Linked DNA regions of Homo sapiens: region 2 is linked to region 1. The links are chromatin loops, found by intact Hi-C in ENCODE. Cell type or tissue: heart left ventricle. All regions are shown on one strand. Each heading gives the region's core, and the rest is flanking DNA. Links, peaks and the distances in the headings are about the cores only.

The links. A loop is a pair of places that touch in the nucleus more often than their neighbours do. Peaks named below come from ENCODE experiments on the same cell type or tissue, not always from the same donor. Only the 100,000 strongest peaks of a DNase experiment are listed, where the experiment ranks them.
Region 2: a loop joins it to region 1, with 6 times the contacts of the local background. A loop is called at or near these places in 49 of 110 quality-filtered maps.

What each region holds. Positions count from the first base shown.
Region 1 is chr13:102,828,256-102,833,638 of GRCh38, forward strand. It overlaps BIVM (basic, immunoglobulin-like variable motif containing), which reads left to right. Exons shown (of 11, transcript NM_017693.4): 8 at 3,310-3,442. It overlaps BIVM-ERCC5 (BIVM-ERCC5 readthrough), which reads left to right. Exons shown (of 23, transcript NM_001204425.2): 6 at 3,310-3,442. Among named protein-coding and RNA genes, the nearest start is that of ERCC5, 15 kb to the right of the region's middle. RefSeq lists a silencer at 5,091-5,290. In heart left ventricle, for the core only: no CTCF peak of the experiment used is centred there; a DNase peak (open chromatin) is centred at 2,658.
Region 2 is chr13:102,779,419-102,784,801 of GRCh38, forward strand. It overlaps POGLUT2 (protein O-glucosyltransferase 2), which reads right to left. Exons shown (of 10, transcript NM_024089.3): 10 at 4,863-5,094. The coding sequence ends at 5,077. Among named protein-coding and RNA genes, the nearest start is that of TEX30, 8.3 kb to the left of the region's middle. In heart left ventricle, for the core only: no CTCF peak of the experiment used is centred there; no DNase peak of the experiment used is centred there; H3K27ac peaks cover 518 bases.

The DNA of each region.
Region 1 (5,383 bases), core at 296-5,295:
GGTCTCTGTTCAGATAACTTCCGAGTATGGGTTCACTTAGCCACCAACATTTGCACCAGGCAAGTCCAGACTCATTTTTTTAATCAGCTAGCTTGAAAATTGCATTTATATTCATGTATTTAGTTTTTTCTAGTGGGTATTGCAGTTCATAACTTTTGCTTAACAGAGAAGACCCGTCTCTGGCCTCATTCCTGTATAACTCACACATCGCTTCACCATGATTGTTGTTACCAGCTTACTGAAGCACCTCAGTACATCTCCGGTGGACAATACATTAGTATTCTGTTTTCCTCATGTACTGGTTTTCTCCAATTAATATTAGACACAAATAATAAATCTCTTGAACATGCAGTGCTAACATACCCCTTTCCTCTTTAGGAGCTGTTTGGTGCTTGCTTACAGCATAAACTGCTTAGTGTCATTCCAAGCTGACACAAATTGGCCTTCCCCTGCTGTCCTCCATGTACCAGTTGTATTTAAGATGTCAGGGGAAGCTGGCATAGTGGCTCACGCCTGTAATCCCAGCAGGTTGGGAGGCCGAGGTGGGTGGATTCCTTGAGGCCAGGAGTTTGAGACTATCCTGGCCAACATAGTGAAACCTTTTCTCTACTAAGAATACAAAAAATTACCTGGGCATGGTGGCGTGCACCTGTAATCCCAGCTACTTGGGAGGCTGAGGCACGAGAATTGCTTGAACCCGGGAGGTGGAGGTTGCAGTGAGCTGAGATTGTGCCATGCACTCCAGCCTGGGCATCTTTTTTTTTTTTTTTAAAATAAAAAAGATGTCAGGGGAATAAGGACCTTGCAGAGTAATGTTAGATTGCTGGATTACCTATCAGAGTTTCAGAAGCTATTCTTGTCTTTGAAGGTGTAAAAATATACTCTATAAGTTCTTATGGAGTTATCTAGCATTCCTCTATAGATGATCAGGGTCTACAGGACAAGCTCATACTAAGCAAACTCAGAATGTCAGAATGTTAACAGAGTAACTTGAAGTAAGAAACATAATCTCAAAGGGACCAGAATTCTCTTATTGGCTGCTCAGAATACCTGCTCTTCTCCATGCAGCAGGCCAGTGGATTCCTGTAGTTTTTTTCTCCTTTCTCTATGCCGTGCAGATCATGGCTCTGCATTTGGTGGTGGTTGCTTTGTTGCTTAAGTTTCAGATTTTAAAGCTATACTGAAGTACAGACTCAACTTCATTCTGAATTTAGCTTCCCTCAGTAATACATTTGTGTCTTCTCATACACAGAATTACTTTCTTGGACAACTACCTTAATGTGTTGAATGCTGTATTTACTGGCTCGGCACAGTGGCTCACACCTGTAATCCCAGCACTTTGGGAGGCTGAGAGGGGCGGGACACTTGATTTTGGGAATTTGAGACCAGCCTGGCCAACATAGTGAAACCCCGTCTCTACTAAAAATACAAAAATTAGCTGGGCGTGGTGGTGAGTGCATGGAATCCCAATTACTTGGGAGGCTGAGGCATGAGGATTGTTTGAACCGGGGAGGTAGAGGTTGCAGTGAGCCGAGATCATGCCACTGCACTCCAGCCTCGGCGACAGAGCAAGGCCCTGTCTCAAAAAATAAAATAAAATAAAATAAATAATTAAATAAATGCTGTATTTACTATCTTTTATTTCAGAGGGTGATCTTTTTCTTATTTTGGCCTGAAATTGTTGGATTGTCCCACAGTAGGCTCCTCTATACCATCCTACCCTGTATTCTATAAACTAGATCACGGGCTGTTCCCTGAGTATATTCCTTTTCCCCAGTGGTTTTGTTTTCTCCTAATGCTCTTTCCTCTGTCTAGATTGTTGAAATCCTGACACTTCATTAAGTTTCATCTTGAATGCTACTTCTTCTTGACTCCTCAAACCTGATGTGCTCTTTCTCCTTTGAATTCTATGCCCCTTTTGTGGCACTATCTTATTCCACCTTATATAAAAGTTACTTGTTCCATCTTCCCTACTAATGCACTTGAGGGACCGTGCATCACTCCTTGGCTCTCTTCTGCGGCCGTGGACCTGCTGCTCTTAGTGGTCTTCAGCTATTTCAGTGGCCAGAAAGTCGATCACTGAAACTATGACTTGCAAGCTTTCATCTGCTTCATCTATTTTTAGGATTTCTAGTTTTAATGGGCTGTTTATGAATAAATAATTTAGCTTCTTCTAGGACATGCCAGTTAATGAAACCTCAGTTAATGGCTTTGAGTACTAAGTGCTGGTGAAAAGTCATTTCTTATGGTAATACTTTTGAAATTGACCACTATTATAGTTATGGCAAATGTCCAGGGAAGAGTGGGCATAAGAGGTTGTGGTGGTACTACCAGCCTGTCTCTGTAGAGATGTTATCTTGTCACTTGGCTTGTGAAGACTACTCCTCTAGCCTCCATAAGTTTTGTGTAAAGATTAAAGTGTGTGTAGAAAAATCTGGGTTCTTATCACACAACAAGGAAAGATTAGGCTCACAGATACTTTGAAGGGTGAAGGGGAACAGAATTTATTGGGTGAAAAGGAAAAAACTCAGCAAAGCGAGAAGGGTTCCTGCTAACAGGCCCCCATCTCACAGATTGAATCCCAGGTTGCCACACAGGGACAGGAGAGGCCAAGGTCCTCCCCTCTGCAAACAGCGGGCACTTCCTGAGGCCCAACCCCATCCTCCCAGCACGCAGGCCAGCTGGAGATTCTCCAGGAAGCCGTTTTTACTTGGCTGTCTCATTAGTAGGAGAAGTTTGCATTTTTAGAACTTGATTATTACCTGGAGTTTATTTTTATTCATATACATCAGTAGTTTTTTAAGTTGGGATGTGTGTACTGCATATATATTAGAACTTCTATATTTTAACCTAATTTTAAATTCCAACTTTTTGTATATCTTTTATAAAGACATATTAGTACAGTGGTATATGTATATACTTTATAAATGCATGTGCTAACATTGGGCATGCTTGTTCAGAATTTTAAGTGACAGCTGTGTACAACCAGAAAAGTTGAAACCATTGCTGAATACACTAGGTAAATTTCATAGACAAGTATGTGTGTTATTAGAAGGTTTTGGTAAGCAAGGACATATTTTAGTTCTTTAGTTTGCTAATGAGCTTACCTGAATTTCAGTTTAAAGAGTAAAACAGAATACATTTATTAACATTTTTTGTACCTATCAATAGCTTCTTGTTTTTCCCCAGCAGTGTCAGTGTATTCCAAGTAATGTCTTTTCTGTCCTTAAGCCCTTAACCGGTCCTTTGTGTAAAGCATGGACACTGCTTTATGGGCTTTCAGTTTGTGTGTTTGTTTGTTTTTAATAGCTTCAGGGGCCCTGTCAAAGTTAACCCGTGGATTGAAAGATGAATCGCTGGCTTATATCTATCATTGCCAAAATCATTATTTTTGTCCAATTGGCTTCGAAGCAACCCCTGTTAAAGCTAATAAAGCATTCAGGTAAGCATTGACGTGTTTTAGAAAGTGCATTTTAAGAAATATTAAAAAATAGATGGGTGCGGTAGCTCACGCCTGTAATCCTAGCACTTTGGGAGGCCGAGGTGGGCGGATCACGAGGTCAGAAGATCGAGACCATCCTGGCTAACACGGTGAAACCCCGTCTCTACTAAAAATACAAAAAAAAAAAAAAAAAAAAAATTAGCCGGGCGTGGTGGCAGGCGCCTGTAGTCCCAGCTACTCGGGAGGCTGAGGGAGGAGAATGGCGTGAACCCGGGAGGCAGAACTTGCAAAAAAAAAATTAAAAAAATTAAAAAATATTCAAAGTCTGTGATATTGGGAGGCTTGGCCATCTGCTTTCCTGACATCAAGTTAGACTATTCTTTAAACATTATGACTTATTCTTCTGCAGAATTGCATTTAGTTAATTGTGCTGTTGAAAATATCCATTTAGATACTGTTGTTCAGTCATTATAGGAAAAAGTCATTTGAAAAGTCACTTGTTTTTCTCTTAGAGACAGGGTCTCACTCTGTCATCCAGGCTGGAGTGCAATGGTGTAATTATAGGTCACTGCTGCCTCAAACTCCTGGCCTCAAGCAATCCTTCTACCTCAGCCTCCTGAGTGGCTAGAACTACAGGCATGCACCACCATGCCCAGCTCATAAAATTTTTTAATTTGTGTTTTCTATAGAGACGGGGTCTTGCTATGTTGTGCAGGCTGGTCTCAAACTCCTGGCCTCAAGTGGTCCTTATTCCTGGGCCTCCCAAAGTGCTGGGATTACAGGTGTGAGCCACCACACCCTTCCTGAAAAGTAATTTTTACATTTATTATAAAACAGTTGCAAAGGATTTTATAGACTATGTCACAGTGCCTCATCCAACGTCCCACATGAACAATATATTACAGAATCTAGTGTCAAGAAGATTGTCACAACTGAGTAAATTAAAAAGCATCTTCTTTTCTTAAAGTGAAGAATATGGAATTTGTCTGGGTTCCCCCTTTGTCCTGATTGCAAGGAAGCTCTGAGCCAATTTTTATTTCCAATGTCAGAAACTACATGACTTTCATGGTTATATTTCTTTTTTGCCTAATCTAGAGTTTCTGTTTTATTAACTATATAACTTTACTGGTAAACTTGCATCTTTGTGGAAGAGATGATCCCTAAGAAAGAGAAGGTGACTAAGTTTTAATGGTTTTTTTCCTGTTTAGCCACTTTTCCTTATGATGGGTTGAGATAATACCAGGATGGTTGAAAGCCAAGGGAGAAGTATCTAGTTAAGAATTGGTGGGTGGGGTGCAGTGGTGTAATCCCAGCATTTTGGGAGGCTGAGGCAGGCAGATTGCTTGCACCCAGGAGTTCAAGACCAGCCTGGGCAACATAGTGAGACCCTGTCTCTTAAAAAAATACAAAAGTTAGCTGAGTGTGTTGGTATGCACCTGTAGTCCCAGCTACTTGGGAGGCTGAGACGGGAGGATCGCCTGAGCTGAGAACATGCCACTGCACTCCAGCCTGGGCAACAGAGCGAGATCCTTTCTGTAAAAAAAGAAAGAAAGAAAGAAAGAATTGGTGAAAACACAAGCCATGAGTACTTTGAGCAAAGGGATTGGCTTGGTCATGGGGATAGGATGGGTTTTTTTTTTTTTTTTTTGAGACAAGGCCTTGCTGTGTTGCCCAGACTGGAGTGCAGTGGTGAGATCATAGCTCACTGCAGCCTCGACCTCCTGGGCTTAAGTGATCCTCCCACCTCAGCCTCCTGAGTAGCTGGAACTACAGGTACACACCACCATACTTGGCTAATTTTGAGATGGGGTTTCAGGGTTTCACCATGTTACCCAGGCTGGTCTTGAACTCCTGGGCTCCAGTGATCTGACCATGTCAGTCTCCCAAAGTGCTTGGATTATAGACGTGAGCCACCACACCCAGCCAGGATGGGTTATTTGG
Region 2 (5,383 bases), core at 102-5,101, 49 kb before region 1:
AGTGTGACTCTGTCTAAAAAAAAAATAGGCAAGTAACAACAACAAAAATTTGATATGATTCCATTTATATCAATTTCAAAATAGGCAAGAGTAAACTCTACTGCTTAGGGAAGTGTATGTAGGTGGTAAAACTAAAAAGCAAGAAAAAGATTATCACAGCCATCATGTTTGTGGTTACCTGGGAGCAGAGAGGAAATGTGATAAGAGGAGGCACTGTGGTCACCTCTAAGCAATGTTCTATTTCTGAACCCGAGTGGAAATGTCGAAGAAAAACCAGAGCTGGACGATAGTTAAAGTGGTAAAAAAACAGATGTTATTCAGGACTATTGCAACAGGGGAAAAGACACTTCAGTATAGGATTGGACTCAATTCTGAATACAGCATGGTTAAATGGGCATTTATAGCCAAGGAGCAGGGTAGGGAGTCAGTGGATGGAAAATTACTAAGAGGAAATGCATCAGGGTGACAGAGATTCTGGTTAAATAGACCAAATGGGATTCTAGCTGAAAACAGGCCAGCACGATCAGACATGACCTGGGGGATGGTAGAGGATGAGGAAGCAGATTAGATATAAAGTGTGGTCACATATGGAGGGTGGGGGATTTTTGTGAAACTGACTTAGCAGGGTTCTTGCTAAAATTGAATTTTATAAGGCAGTGCACAGATAGGCCTACGACAAGGTTCAGGAGGCTGATGAAAGGATGGTGATATGGTCTGGCTGTGTCCCTACCCAAATCTCATCTTGTGGCAGGCCAGGTCTCACTAACGCAGGCCTCCATACAACAGTTTCAGTACTGACTGAGTGGTTAAATTAAATGTTAAAAGCCAGCGTCCTTATACAAAGGCTGGAATGTAACAACAGCCCAACAAGAGTTTTGCCTAGGCCTTTCCTGAACCTTAAAGCATGATAAAACAAGTTTTACTGGGGGCCTGAAGAAACTCCCAAGGCCTCCATAAACTAATTTATTGGGAGTCTGAAGGAAATCCCTAAACCTTCGTGATTTAGTAGGAGACAAGATAAGGGTAATCACCCCAGCACCTGGACTCATTTAGATTAAGTACATTTACTGAGGCTCCAGAGAAAGGTCTTCAAGACTCAGACCTTAGTTACAGATTAAAAGAAGTTAATCACTTATGTGTTTAGATGAATGCATACTTAAATATAGACATATAGCTTGGAAGGTATATAGGCTCTGGAAAACTTTGTAATTTTCAGTTGGTCTGGTGATAATTTCCAGGCCTTCTCCCTGTAGCTGGTTACAGAAATAAAAACTCTCTTCCTCCCCAGTTCATCTGCATCTTCTTATTGGGCCACGAGAAATAGTAGCCTGACTCTCAGTTTGGTCTGGGAACAATCTTGAATTGTAGTTCCCGTAATCCCCATGTGTCATGGGATGGATCCAGTGGGAGGTAATTGAATCACGGGGGCAGTTACCCCCATGCTGCTGTTCTCAAGATAGCGAGTGAGTTCTCACAAGATCTGATGGTTTTATAAGGGGCTTTTCTCCCTTTGTTCAGCACTTCTTCCAGCTGGCATGTGAAGAAGGATGTATTCACTTCCCCTTCCACCATGATTGTAAATTTCCTGAGGCCTCCCAGCCCTGTGGAACTGTGAGTCAATTAAACCTCTTTCCCTTATAAATTACCCAGTTGTGGGTATGTCTTTTATTAGCAGCGTGAGAATGGACTAATACAGTAAATTGGTACTGCAGAGAGTGAGGTGCTGCTGTAAAGATACCCAAAGAATGTGGAAGTGACTTTGGAACTGGGTAACAGGCAGAGGCTAGAACAGTTTGGAGGGCTCAGAAGAAGACAGGAAAATGTGGAAAAGTTTGGAACTTCCTAGAGACTTGGAGGGCTTAGAAGACAGAAAGACATGGGAAAGTCTGGAACTTCCTAGAGACTTGTGGAATGGCTTTGACCAAAATGCTGATTGTGATATGGACAATGAAGTCCAGGCTGAGGTGGTGTCAGATGGAGATGAGAAACTTGTTGGGAACTGGAATAAAGATGATGCTCGATATACTTTACCAAAGAGGCTGGCAGCATTTGGCCCCTGCCTTAGAGATCTGTGGAACTTTGAACTTGAGAGAGATGATTTAAGGTATCTGGCAGAAGAAATCTCTACATGGCAAAGCGTTCAAGAGGAAGCAGAGCATAAAAGTTTGGAAAATTTTCAGTTTGACAATGTAACAGAAAAGAAAAACCCATTTTCTGGGGAGAAATCCAAGCTTGCTACAGAAATTTGCATAAACAAAAAGCCCAATGTTAATCATTAAGACAATGGGGAAATGTCTCCAGGGCATGTCAGAGACTTTCAAGGCAGCCTCTCCTATCACAGGCCCAGAGGCCTAGGAGGGAAAAATGGTTTTGGGGCCAGGCCCAGGGCCCCCTGCTGTGTGCAGCCTAGGGACTTGGTGGCTTGTGTCCTAGCCACTCTAGCTGTGGCTGAAAGGAACCAAGGTACAGCTTGGGCCATGGCTTCAGAGGGTGCAAGCCCCAAGCCTTGGCAGCTTACATATGGTGTTGAGCCTGCGGGTATGCAGAAGTCAATAATTGAAGTTTGGGAACCTCTGCTTAGATTTTAGAGGATGTACGGAAACACCTGGATGTTCAGGCTGGTTTGCTGCGGGGGCACAGCCCTCACTGCTAGGGCAGTGTGGAAGGGAAATGTGGGGTTGGGCCCCACACAAGAGTCCCCACTGGGGTAGTGCCAAGTGGAGCTGAAGAGGGGCACTGTCCTCCAGATCCAGAATGAGAGATCCACCAACAGCTTGCAGCTTGCACCTAGAAAAGCCGCAGACACTCAATGCCAGCTGTGGAAGCAGCTGGGGTGAGGGGCTGTGGCCTGCAAAGCCACAGGGGTAGAGCTGCCCAAGGCTGTCGGAGCCCACCTCTTGCATCAGTGTGACCTGGATGTGAGATATGGAGTCAAAGATTATTTTGGAGCTTTAAGATTTGATTACTGCCTTGTTGGATTTGGGGCTTGCATGAGGCTTATAGCCCCTTTGTTTTGGCCAATTTCTCCCATTTAGAACAGGTATATTTACCCAATGCCTGTACCTCCATTGTATCTAGGAAGTAACTAACTTGTGTTTGATTTTACAGGCTCATAGGTGGAAGAGACTTGCCTTGTCTCAGATGAAACTGTGGACTTGGACTTTTGGGTTAATGATGAAATAAGACTTTGGGGAACTGTTGGGAAGGCATGATTGTGTTTTGAAATGTGAGATGTGAGATTTGGGAGGGGCCGGGGTGGAATGATATGGTTTGGCTGTGTCCCCACCCAAATCTCATCTTGAATTGTAGTTCCCATAATCCCCACATGTTGTGGGAGAGACCTGGTGGGAGGTAATTGATTTATGGGGACAGTTACCTTCATGCTGTTCTTATGATAGTGAGTGAGCTCTCACGAGATCTGATGGTTTTATAAGAGGCTTTTTTCCCTTTGCTTGGTGCTTTCTCCTTGCTGCCATGTGAGAAAAGACTTGTTTTCTTCCGCTTCTGCCATGATTGCAAGTTTCCTGAGGTCTCCTGAGCCCTGTGGAACTGTGAGTCAATTAAACCTCTTTTCTTTATAAATTACCCAGTCTCAGGTATGTCTTTATTAGCAGCGAGAGAATGGACTAATACAGGTGGTCAAGCAAAGAATCTTTGTCAGTGATTACATGGATGTTTTCTTATAATTAAATTGCAGATATATGTTTAAATTGCAGATATATGTTTTATATTCTTCTGTATGTCTATTTCAAAATTCAAAATAATTTAGAAAAAATTATTTGACTGGAAGATGAATGGAAGAGAGAATATTAGGTAAAGGAATTTGTAGAATATGATATATGGTTCAGTGTTCAGATTTTTAGTTCTTTTTAAATTCTTTTAACTGCATTTCAAAGTGATTTTCATTCATTCATTTACTCATTGTGTTAATGCCATTTTTGTGTTGCTATAAAGAAATACCTGAGGCTGGGTAATTTCTAAAGAAAAGAGATTTATTTTGGTTCATCGTTCTGCAGGCTGTATAGGAAGTGTGGTGCCAGCATCTGCTTCTGGAGAGGGCTTCAGGAAGCTTCCAATCATGGTGGAAGGCAAAGTGGAGCCAGGGTATCAGGTGGCAAGAGAGGGAGCAACACAGAGAGAGGGGGAGGTGCCACACCTTTTAAAACCACCAGATCATGTGAACTCACAGTGAGAACTCACTTGTCACTGCAAGGATGGTGCCAGGCCATTCATGAGGGATCCACCCCTAAGATACAAACATCTCCCACCGGGCCCCACCTCCACCACTCAGAATTACATTTCAACATAAGATTTGGAAGGGACAAACATCAAAACCATATCACCCATTAGATATTTATTCAGTCTTTCTAGTTGCTGGCACTCTATTAGACGTTAGGACTACCCAGAAGAAAGGCCTGGTCTCTGAGGTCATGGCACTTAAAATCTAGTAAGGATAAAATATGTGCTGAAGGATGTGTAAGCCGGTTGAAGAAAAGAGGGCCAAGACATTCCAGGACAAGGGAAAGGCAAGAGCCAGGAAGGTAAGGACACAGGCATTGACAGAACTGGGAGAGGACTCGTTCTTCCAGAGGACAGTATTGATACTAGAAAGTGCTGAGAGATTTGACTAAAGATGCAGGTAGAGGCCATCTAATGACTGGCCTTGTACGAAGTATTAGCTAGAATTAAGTTTGGCTGAATACCCACAATAATATGGGCTTAAAAGGAGACAGGGGTTCATTGCTTTGTCATTTAAAACCAGTCTGGGCAGGTGGTCTGGGCTGCTGTGCATTAAGGACCCAGATTCTCTCTGTTTTTACTGCTCTCTGTTCCAAACACGGCTAATAATTAGCACAACGTAGTCCTTTAAAATAAAGGTGGTTTTATTATAAAATTCTAAAAATGTACTTTAAAGTACAGTCATGAGAATACTGCATAAGTAGAAATGTGTCTTCATACTGCAAACAATCACACAGATTTTATATTGTCCATGGAATTAATACTTAAAAAAATTCTTCTTTTTAGTTAAGAAGAGTCTTCAGAGCACCATTATTCTAATAGAAGTTATTTTGCATATCAGAGTTCATCTTTGGTCTGCAATTAAGAAGCAAAATATTTAGAGCTATCAAGAAGTCTTACACAAGTGAAGAAGACTTACATTCGTTAATTATTTTCCTGTAAAGATGAGAGGGAGCCAAGCTGCTGCTAGAGGCTTTTAGGGCTTGGGACTATTTCCAGAGGCCCAGAGTCAGCTAAGGGTAAAATCACATTGTGTTTCATAGCCTACTGATAAGGAACCCAAACATCCATGGGCTGTACTACTGTAAAGGCCTCATGTTATGAACAGTAGTGGTGAAAGACTAGGATAGACAATGAGCAAAAA